Regions from separate parts of the Homo sapiens genome. Here region 1 is linked to region 2. Evidence: chromatin contacts called from ENCODE Hi-C or POLR2A ChIA-PET data. All regions are on one chromosome and are shown on one strand. Each heading gives the region's core, a stretch centred on a gene start or an enhancer-like site at or near the end of the contact. The rest is flanking DNA. Distances are from core to core; before and after follow the strand shown.

Region 1 (5,398 bases), core at 1,325-3,824, 76 kb after region 2:
CTAAGCTGGAGTGCAGTGGCGCAATCTTGGCTCACTGCAGCCTCGGCCTTCCAGGTTCAAATGATTCTCCTGCCTCAGCCTCCTGAGCACCTGGGATTACAGGCATGCACCACCAAACCCGACTGATTTTTGTATTTTTTAGTATAGACGGGGTTTCACCATGTTGGCCAGCTAGTGTCGAATTCCTCACTTCAAGTGATCTGCCTGCCTCGGCCCCGCAAAGTGCTGGGATTACAGACATGAGTCACCACGCCCAACCTAAGATGCTTTTAAAATTCCATTTATGTTTAATTCTTCAAAGTCTGGTACATGTAACATTATTATAACAAAACATTTTATAATTGAAAGGGACTTTAGGGATCTAGTCGAGAAGTCAAAAACTGCTGGACCAGGGTTCAGAGCTCTTATCTCTCAAATTGATTTTGTTGGTTTATACAATATTCATAATTTTTAGAATTCAAATGACTTTACCCGTAAAGCATTCACTCCCTACTTGACCACAGTCTATGTTATTACCTAATAAGACCTTAACTGCTTCAAGCGTTTACATGGTTACCTGGCTGATGTAAGTCATCTGAGTGTTCAGTATTTCCCCTTTCCCTCATTCCATCTTTTTGTAGACAAGGAATCTGGAAACCAAGAATTAAGTGATTTATCTCAAAATATACGACTTTTTAAATAGAGCTTCTTAAATTCAAAGTTAATGTTACTTTCTACAGCTTGTTGTCTCCTTAGAAAATAGTACAAGGTAATACGTAATCAAGTCCTAAAGTATTTGGTATAACTTGTCATGAAGGAGAATGATCACTGTGGGCTGAGTTAGTGCAAGAATGCTTCAGAGACATTTCCTTGACACTAACCTCCTAAGAACTGCATCTTGAGATATGCTGCCCTGATCTGTGTTGTTTTTGCTACACAGCTGAGGAAAAGAGGTACATATCCTCCTCTAAAGAGCTGGCACAGGAACTCACCAAAGGGCATTTTGTACATATTGAAAAACAGCACCTCATAAGACCAACTACATTTAGACTTCTCCAGAAATCCCATTTATGCCCCTTTTTGCAGAGGAAGGGGCTGGATTGACTCCCAAATCCAAATTTAACTTCAGCCACAAACTAATTAGCATGTCACCCCACCAAAGATTTTTTTTTTTTTTTGGGAGACTGAGTCCTGCTCTGTGCTAGGCTGGAGTGCAGTGGCACAATCTCAGCTCACTGTAGCCTCTGCCTCCTGGGTTCAAGCGATTCTCCTGCCTCAGCCTCCTGAGTAGCTGGGATTACAGGCATGCACCACCACAACCGGCTAATTTTTGTATTTTTAGTAGAGATGGGGTTTCACCATGTTGGTCAGGATGGTCTCCATCTCCTGACCTCGTGATCCACCCACCTCAGCCTCCCAGAGTGCTGGGATTACAGGCATGAGCCACCATGCCCGGCCCAAAGATGATTTTTTAAATGCTCAACAGGACAAAGCCTAATGGTAGTCTTTTGTTAAAAACAAAATTTAATATCAATCCATTGACAGGACTCTTTGTGTACTGAGCTATATAGTAATTTCACCTTAATAGAAGTTCTTCATAACCACCCCATATAAAACCATCCATTCTTATCTCTTTTTTTTTTCTCCATACTGCTTATCACAGCTGACACTTTATACTGACTTTGTTTCCCCCTCTATACCCTTTACTCCAGATTATAAATTCTGAGGACAGGGTCTTTCTTTCACTGCTTTATATTCCCACTGCCTAGAATAGTGCCTAACATATATTAGGTACTCATTATATATTTATTGATGTCAAATATTGATTGCTGTATTATAGTAGTGTTAATGGAAGGTGTCATTTCTTAGATTTTCTTTTCTGACCAGCACAGTTCTTGGGTTGATGGAGTATGTCCTCAATAAATCTCAGCATCAAATAAACAAGAATTTTCTTTTTAATACATAAATTTGTCATTTTGTTACGCTTTTTAGTTTCCTCAGTGATTTTTTAGAATAATTCTTGTTCATAATTTGGATCAGTAATATCTACAGTTGAATCTTAGGAAGAATGTTATAGGCAATCCAGAATGTTGGATAATTAAATCAGTTATTTGCATTTTGATGTGTAATATAGTGAACACATTTAGACAAAAAAAAAGCTACCCCATAAGACCAGTTTTTATTTTCTTTGATTCATGTCTTCAGGATTTTCTGTTAACTCAGAATTATTATAGCATTCATTATTGTTTTGTGAAAATACTAGTTAATAATCTCCGGTTAATGAAATAATTATCTTAGATAAATTTACTGAACTTAATGTAGAATATGTTTTTTGTTTCGTTTTGTTTTTGAGACAGGGTCTCACTTGTCACCCAGGCTGGAGTGCAGTGGCACAAACATGGGTCACTGCAGCCTCGACTCCTGGGCTCGAGTGATGCTCCCACCTCAGCCTCTCAAGTAGCTGGGACTACAGGTGTGTGCCACTACACTTGGCTAATTTTCATATTTTTTGTAGAGACGGGGTTTCACCATGTTGCCCGGGCTGGTCTTGAACTCCTCCTGAGTTAAAGCAGTCTGCTTGTCTCTGTCTGCCAGAGTGCTGGCATTATAGGCATGAGCCACCACCCCCTTCTTCCACTTTCATTTCAAACAGTTATGAAGCAGCCACTGAAACCGGACTCTCGACAATGCCAAAGGAGGTTTTGTTTTCTTGTCTTTCCATGTCTTTGCTGTGGTTTGCTCTGAAACTAGAATTAAACAGCTTTTTAAATTGATAAAAAAGAACCAATGCAAATAAAACTACGGTCTGTAGAGTAAATGGAAAAAGTTGTAGAAGTAATAATAAACTACTTTTAAACAAATGAGTAAGGTAGTAGATATTTTGCAAGAAGTAAATAGCCAAGTGTAAAAGCTGTCAGTTACTTTCATCAATCAGGTTAGTTGCAGTCACGCAAATTTTAGGTGATTATATAAGGAACTCAAATTAGGAATCTTTAAATGTAAATGACCTAATACTAAAAACTACCCAAAAAATATATTCAAAGATAAATAGAAGAAATACTTATGCATTTGAAAAAATCGATGCATTCCACAGTTCCTCTGAATCAAAGGTAAAAAAAAAAAACAGTGTAGAAAATACTTTGAACAGTAGTGGAATTTTTAGTATTTTGATAGCTTTCTTTAGAAATTTAATTGATTTTCTTCATCTGTAATCTTAGATTGTGTTGGAGAGGCAGTGTGAATCATGCATAAAGTTTATAATTGTGTATGTGCCTACATGATGTAGAAATTGCACCTTTTGGCTGATGAAGTATCGTATAGTTGCACTGTTGATAACATTAAGTTCATTTCGCATATATGCTACAGTCTTTTCTGTTTAACGCGTTGAGTAAAATGAAGATCCAGGAGTCCCTCATTAGTTGGTATAATTGGTTAATTCATAGACTAAAGATGAATACAAATGTACTACATTTGCAGATTAACTCATACATAGGCATATTATTGTTAACTAGCAATTCTTAACTGTACAGATAGTTTCAAACTGCATCCAGTTTTTACAAATAAATGCTCTTGTTTATAAGGAATACCATAAAGAGAGCACATGTAAATGAAGAAAATCTTGTCACTTATACTGGAAATTCAAGCGAGAATGATATTAAAAAAAAAGTTGTTAAAGGCAACACAAGAAGTTAAATGAAACTGAGTTAGCAATGAGAGATATTGGCTAATTTACTGTGCCTAAAATTATGGTGCTATTGGTCTACTGTATAATTATTATTTTTAATGTCCAGAATGTGTAATACAAGGGCCAGAACTTCCTCCTGGACTCAATTTTATAAATTCTCGATTAGTTGGTGAGGCCAATAAGGATACTTTTTCTCGTCTAATTTGGTTTCTGGGAAAGCTTCGTTCAAGTCCTCAGTGGTCATCTGATCAAATGGAATTAAGTTCTTCATCTTCTCCATCTGTTTCTCATATTCTACAATCCTGGCCTTTGAGAGAGACACCCACTCAGCACAAGATTTCACATCTTTTTCTTCGGCATCCACCTGCGCAGTATATTTATCCTCTGGCACGGGAACCTTCAGGGCATTAAACTTCTTAAAGTCATCCACCAAACCGGCCTTGGCCACGTTGGCCTTGTAGTAAGCCCAGTCGATAACCGGTGGATTCTCAGGTAAAGCAGCCAACCTGGAGGTGAGGGTCTCATTCCAGGATTTCAGGAAACTAGCAATGGCCTTTTGGTTCTGGGGTATGATCTCTGCAAAAGCTACTCAGTCAGTGGTTTTTAGAGCAAGTTTTCGCCCAGCCATGTTGGGATTCTTCACCGACCCTGGCTGCCCACGGTCCACTGCAGCCGCCTTTAACTTCTTGAAGGTTGTTCATCTTAAAATTTCTTTCAGAGTTTTTCTGTTGATTATAGTTTTTGTTTTTCTTCCAAAATCTCTTCACTTTAAATGGTAGTACATGGCAGTAATACCTTCTAATAGTCAGAACTCTTAATAATTTATAATATCAGGTATTCTAGTATTACTTCCTATCCTCTTTTTGACTTAATCCTTATTTTCTACTGATGTACAAGTAGTTAAAAATGAGCAAGCTTCTCAGAATGTAATCATTTACTTGTGGCACACCAGTTAAAGTACTAACTTAAGTCCTTTGCTACCATATTTATCTTTTCATTCTAGATAAATTTTTTGCTTGCTAATTGTAAATATTGCATTGATATAAGATAGGTATTTAAAATGTCAGTATTTACATTGAGTATTTCTTTTTCTATAAAGCACTTAAAATATATTTAATGTTGTAATTTTCAGTAGTTAAGCATCTCTTAGTCCTTTTTGAGAAGTGTTTTCTGAGAAGTAATTAAGACTTAAAGAATAGAATTAAACTTTAATTGATTCTTTTATGCTTACCTGTTTGTTTCTTTAAAAAGGTACCCTCACCATTAGTTTATTAATCCAGTACTTTTCCAACATCAATATTTTATAGTTACTCTATGAGTTGAGTGGCTAAACTTGGTATTTTTGAGTTTTCTAAAGTCTACTTCTTAAAAATGCCAGTAATTATCAGCATTCTTATAATAATATTGGGGTAGTTATAGAACAACTTCACAATTCCTCTGTTAACTTCAGTTTTTGTTTCATTTGTTTTATAATTTTTTCTATTTATTAACAATAGAACTGTCAGGAAAAAAAATAAGCAAAAGGAAAAGAAAATTCCCTATCCCCCCACCTTGTCATGTATTTTTTTTCTTTTTTTTATTCCAGGGAATTGAAATTCATTTTCTATTATAATCTCAAGATTTTTTCCGTACTCTTGAGGTAATGTAATAATGAGATTCCTCCTAGGCTGTCAAAATTACAGTCTGCATAACTTGAGGTACAATAGATTTCATTAAGACTTCTGTGATTAATAT
Region 2 (6,132 bases), core at 735-3,234:
CAGCTCACTGCAACCTCCGCCTCCCAGGTTCAAGTGATTCTCCTACCTCAGCCTCCCGAGTAGCTGGGATTACAGGCATGCACCACCATGCCCAGCTAATTTTTGTATTTTTAATAGAGAAGGGGGTTTCACCATGTTGGACAGGCTGGTCTCAAACTCCTGACCTCAAGTGATCCGCCCGCCTCGGCCTCCCAAAGTGCTAGGATTACAGGCGTGAATCATGGCGCTCAGCCTGAAACCAAGTTTTTTTCAACCTAGTTCTATGTAACTATAGCCACTCTTATTTGCCTACAATTAGATTTATTGCAGCTTCAAATAATTTATTTTAGCATTTGAACCCAAAGCAACATCCATTTTATAACAGGTGAAGTTACTTAGTGGTAAAATCTGAGGGACATTAGAATAACTTCCCTTTTATAATCTGAGGGACATTAGAATAACTTCCCTTTGTCACTGATATACTGAAATTCATATGTTAGTGTCCCCAGGCTCATATCCTTACCCACCCCTGCCCACAGAACCTGCTCTAGGTCAGCTGTGGCATCTCACCAGATCTATAGGGCTAACATATACTAAGTTATCAAAGCGTGGTTCCCAGGCAAAGAGCACCAGTGTTACCTGGAAACTTGTTAGAAATGCAAATTTTGGGCCCTTCTCAGGAAGAATTTTCTTTTTATGTCTTTCTTTCTTTCTTTCTCTTTCTTTCTTTTTTCTTTCTTTCTTTTCTTTCTTTCTTTCTCTCTTTCTCTCTTTTTCCTCTTTCTTTCTTTCTTTCTTTCTGTTTCAATTTCTCTGGCCTAATTGTTGGGTGAGACTCTCCTTGAATCTTACTTCACTCTTCTAAAAAACACAATTATTTCTAGGGAAAAATCATTTAAGTTCTCACATTTTTCCTTTGTATTTATTTACAAAGCCTCTCAGGTATCAAGAAAGAGTTACTTTTTATTTTTCTCTTTTTTTTTTTTTTTAGCCTCTGATCTTATTAAAAGGGAAGAAATATCTAAATAGTATTACAACAAATTACATAAATGTTAGCTTCAGCAAAGTAATGTTTTTAACTGTTCCCATCACCATCACCACCATCACTGAAAGCTGGTGAGAAAATCTACTGAAAGGGGTGAGATTTCAGTAGATCTCACACACACACTACAATATTACATCTGACCCCTTTCAGTAGGTTTTCTCACAACACAATGTAATATGCACACAATACAATGTAATATTCAAAAGATAATTGCAGGATTTATCCTAAAATATTAATTCATGGTGATATAATTCAGTAATAAAAATGCACATTTCAAGTCACAGAATGCATCCTATCACTGAAACTCTATGTATGACCGTATTTGGGGATGGCACATGTAAATCCAAATTTTACATCATTTGCAAATATAGCTACTCCTACCTACGATAAGACCTTATTCCCTTATTCACTAGCAAATATATATAGATATAGATATAGATATAAGATGTACTTTCTTTTAGAACAAGGAAGAAAAAGATAGATTTAGATACTGATTTCTCCTTTGATCATTCAAACCTCAGAAAAGGGATCTTGAGTCTGAATTTCTTTGAAAGCATCATCTCATCAGAAAGAATTTATTAAGTATGCAGTTATTTCTCCCATTCTGTCCAATCGAACAATTTAAGCCCTGAAAACAAAGGAAGAAGCCTTTCCCATGCCAGCCATATCAATGGCAGAGCATAAAAACACATTCATGTTATTCATTCATCTAATGTTACAATAGTAGCAACACAAAGATTTAATTTAATAACCTAACGGATCATCTTTCTTAAGTTATTAAAATACCATATAAGGATGGTTTAAACTGTCTATGAGGCAATTTTCTAAGAGGAAAAAGTTTGGCAGGCTTTTATGGCTCCAGATGATTTCTCATTCTAGCTCTAATGTCAGAGTTAACCTATCACCATATTTCTTTATCTGTTTACAAAATCTGTGGTTCATTTTTCCTCAATGTTTCAACTTTGCTAGAAATGCTGGGCAACAGGAAAGAATGAGGTCATGACTCACCAGCTTATTAGGTGACTCTTTGCAGTGACTATAAATGCTACCATCAGTCTCATTTTTATGGTGCTGATAAAGGAGGATAACCTGCATAAGGGAGTTAGTTAAATGACCCAAAATGTCATTGCTCAACACTGGAGATGCATTGATTTGTAGTCCTATAATTGAAAAACAGGATATGAAGTCTTTAGGGGCTGGCTGGTCAGCTGGTCAACCAAAGAGTATATCATTATAACAGCAGAAGGAAATGTCATACAGCTTTTCTCTAAGTGCATCATAGAATTTATTTTGCAAATGCTTTTCTTTTTCTTTTTTACTGGTTCATTTGCAGCTTTTATTTGCTTTTGCTTCTAGCTCAAACATGTTTTATGATGGTTCTTTCTGAAAATTATCTGTACTCCCTTCCAAAGAACAGTTTCTCTGCTTAGCAATATGAACAAACATTGTGAACACTTTGAAAAGCAACACAGTTAATGAGTTTACTGTTAATAGCACGATGAAATGCAAGAAGACTCTAGTTCTATGTATTTTCTTCTTGTGACATCATTTGACATCCTATGATCATACTGTTTCAAATAGTTATATAAAGCACAAAATGTAAAGAAAATACAGAAATTGGGATGTATAAGTATAGAAAACGAAATGTTTTGGAGAATCGAAATCTATCTTATTTTATCTTATTTTTTATTTTTATTTATTTATTTATTTTTGAGACAGAGTCTCATTCTGTCACCCAGGCTGGAGTGCAGTGGTGTGATCTCGGCTCACTGCAAGCTCCGTCTCCCGGGTTCACAGCATTCTCCTGCCTCAGCCTCCCTAGTAGCTGGGACTACAGGCACCCGCCACCACGCCCAGCTAATTTTGTTGTATTTTTAGTAGAGACGGGGTTTCACCATGTTAGCCAGGATGGTCTCAATCTCCTGACCTCATGATCCGCCAAAAGTGGATTTGGCCTCCCAAAGTGCCGGGATTACAGGCATGAGCTACCGCACCCAGCCAATCTATCTTTAGGGATTTAGGGAAATAAAAACATTGGTAAAATTACAAAAATGATGTCGAATCATGATTTAAGAGAGGTACTGGTCAGTGAAGCATTCTTCTGCATTTAATGATCATACCAACTACAAATATACCATGGGAAACATTTGATAGAATGAAGGTTCATTAGATTCTCTAATAAGAGGAGTAAAAGAATGTATATATAACTGCATTCAGACCTAAAAAGAAATAAACACATATTATTACATAGAAAATCACAGGATGAAAGGGTAAATTTGATTATCCTTGAAAATGAGAGACACCTTGATTTTTTTTTTTTTTTTTTTTGAGACAGAGTCTCACTCTGTCACCCATGCTGGAGTGTAGTGGCGCCATCTCAGCTCACTGCAGCCTCTATCTCCCAGATTCAAGTGATTCTTCTGTCTCAGCCTTCCTAGTAGCCGGGCATGTGTCACGACGCTCAGCTAATTTTTGTACTTTTAGTGGAAATGGGGTTTCACCATGGTGGCCAGGCTGGTCATGAACTCCTGACCTCAAGTGATCCACCCGCCTCGGCCTCCCAAAGTGCCGGGATTACAGGCATGAGCCACTGTGCCCAGCCTGAAATCTTGATTTTTAAAAGCCTAGGCGGGGCACGGTGGCTCACGTCTGTAATCTTAGCACTTTGGGAGGCCGAGGCGGGTGGATCACCTGAGGTCAAGAGTTTGAGACCAGCCTGGCCAACATGGTGAAACCCCGTCTCTACTAAAAATACAAAAATTAGCCAGGCATGGTGGCACGCTCCTGTAATCCCTGCTACTCAGGAGGCTGAGGCAGGAGAATTGCTTGAACCTGGGGGGCGGAGGTTGCAGTGAGCCGAGATTGTGCCATTTCACCCCTGCCTGGGCGAAAGAGTGAAACTCCGTCCCCCTAAAACAAAACAAAACAAAACAAAAAAACAACTAACTTTGAGTAAGATAGTGTATTAAACTAAAGAAAGGTGGGGGCAAAACATATTTTAGTCATCTTGTGACCACAAGTACAAAGAAAGGTAGGACCAACCTGAGCAACATTAAAAAAACAAAACAAAAAAAAAAAAAAAACAAGGAAAGGATTATGATAAGAAGCCTTCTGAAATATCAAAAGATTTTCACAGTCAACAAAACCTGGGCCCTCCCTGTGATAACTCAGAAACACTGTTTGTCGAAACCAAATTATCCTGTGCTTCACGTGAGAGGCCTTTAATTTCTTTTTTTTTCTTTTTTCTTTTTTCTTTTTTTTTTGAGACAGTCTCGCTCTGTTGCCCAGGCTGGAGTGCAGTGGTGCAATCTCGGCCCACTGCAAGCTCTGCCTCCCAGGTTCATGCAATTCTCCTGCCTCAGCCTCCCGAGTAGCTGGGACTACAGGCGCCCACCACCACGCCTGGGTAATTTTTTTGTATTTTTTTAGTAGAGATGGGGTTTCACCGTGTCAGCCAGGATGGTCTCGATCTCCTGACCTCGTGATCTGCCCGCCTTGGCCTCCCAAAGTGCTGGGATTACACGCGTGAGCCACCACACCCAGCCGAGAGGCCTTTAATTTCAAGTAGAAGTGTGCAATGGATAAATCTAACTTGCTAAAGTAAATTCTAACAATTGAGCTGTGAAATACTGAAGCCTCTTCACATTCAAGAAATGATTTCCGCATTTCTTTCTTTTTCTTTCTTTTTTCTTTTTCTTTTTTTTTTTTTTTTTTTTTTTTGAGACGGAGTCTCGCTCTGTCGCCCGGGCTGGAGTGCAGAGGCGCGATCTCGGCTCACTGCAACCTCCGTCTCCCGGGTTCACGCCATTCTTCTGCCTCATCCTCCCGAGTAGCTGGGACTACAGGCGCCTGCCACCACACCCGGCTAATTTTTTCTATTCTTAGTAGAGACGGGATTTCACCGTGTTAGCCAGGATGGTCTGGATCTCCTGACCTCGTGATCCACCTGCCTCGGCCTCCCGAAGTGCTGGGATTACAGGCGTGAGCCACCGCGCCCCGCCTATTTCTGCATTTCTAAGAATTCACAGGATAAAACATACGATTGTGAGATTCCTCTAATGATACTCTTTCAGAACACACACTCACTTTATAACTCATGACTCTCCAAGAAGCTTTCCCAAATGTGACTCCCACAATCTCAATCAATTCCTCATGGAATTCTTGATTCTGCCTCTTCACAGCTACATTCAGCCATAATTGGGAAAAATCTCATGAAAATAATTCTACAGCCTTGTTCTTGACAATCATGAGTGCCTTGATCTTCAGGACAGTGCTATCTAAAAGCCTTTCCAGATATGCAAGGGGTAGGGACCATCCTCCTCACCCTTCTAGATTACCGCCCCACTTCCCACCTACCTGGGATTTAGTTTACTGGCAAGATTCACCCCGCCCAAGGCCTACCCTACCCAACCTACTTCAAGCCACTAGAAACTACAGTACAGGAGTACTTTGGCCCAACTCCATAAAAAGGGAAACACCTGTGCAAAAATAAACATGGTGATTTTCTTACTGACCACATCCCAACTCAAGAGCACTTTAATATCCATTTCATAATGCTGTTTCCACAAAGGAGGCAGGTATGTAATACCAACTGAAACCCAATCAAATCCAGAAAAAGACCATGAAGTTGTATTGCAACTAATCTTTACATTCACATGTAACAGATTTAATGTTGTTGGGTTTGCTTGTTTGTTTTTGAGACAGTCATGCTCTACTACTCAGGCTAGGGTGCTGTGGCTTCATCATAGCTCACTACAACCTTAAACTCCTAGGTTCAAGGGATCCTCCCACCTCAGCCTCCCAGGTGGCTAAAACTACAGATATGTGCCACTGTGCCGAGCTATCTTTTCTATTTTTTGTAGAGATAGGGTCTCTATGCTGCCAAGTCTCAAACTCCTGGGCTCATGCAAGCCTCCCAAAGTGCCAGAATTACAGGCATGAACCACAGTGCCCAACCCTAACATTGTTATTTTTTAACAAATAGTTTTCTATTTCTCAGTTTTCATTTTGAGAATGATAAACATTGATATATATAATCTATATAAACACAAGCTCTTTGGGGCCTGAATTATTTTTAAGAGTTTAAACAATCCTGAGACCAAAAAGTT

Evidence for each region. A loop is a pair of places that touch in the nucleus more often than their neighbours do. ChIA-PET counts read pairs that join two places held with the same protein, here RNA polymerase II (POLR2A). Pooled maps may share reads with other maps.
Region 1: a pooled map shows a loop between it and region 2 (2.7-fold over the local background). The contact joins two enhancer-like sites. A Hi-C loop is called at or near these places in 1 of 50 pooled maps. POLR2A ChIA-PET finds 5 or more read pairs at or near these places in 8 of 52 experiments (OCI-LY7, PC-9, T-cell and 5 more).

Annotation. Positions count from the first base shown.
Region 1 is chr12:68,638,702-68,644,099 of GRCh38, forward strand. All of the region lies in intron 1 of RAP1B (RAP1B, member of RAS oncogene family), which reads left to right. It also overlaps the pseudogene ATP5PDP4. Among named protein-coding and RNA genes, the nearest start is that of SNORA70G, 14 kb to the left of the region's middle. RefSeq lists an enhancer at 2,455-2,584. Within about 2 kb of position 2,575, at least 4 of the 41 ENCODE cell types and tissues checked have a DNase peak (open chromatin) inside an H3K27ac peak, as active enhancers do.
Region 2 is chr12:68,563,612-68,569,743 of GRCh38, forward strand. No RefSeq gene overlaps it. Among named protein-coding and RNA genes, the nearest start is that of RAP1B, 44 kb to the right of the region's middle. Within about 2 kb of position 1,985, at least 2 of the 41 ENCODE cell types and tissues checked have a DNase peak (open chromatin) inside an H3K27ac peak, as active enhancers do.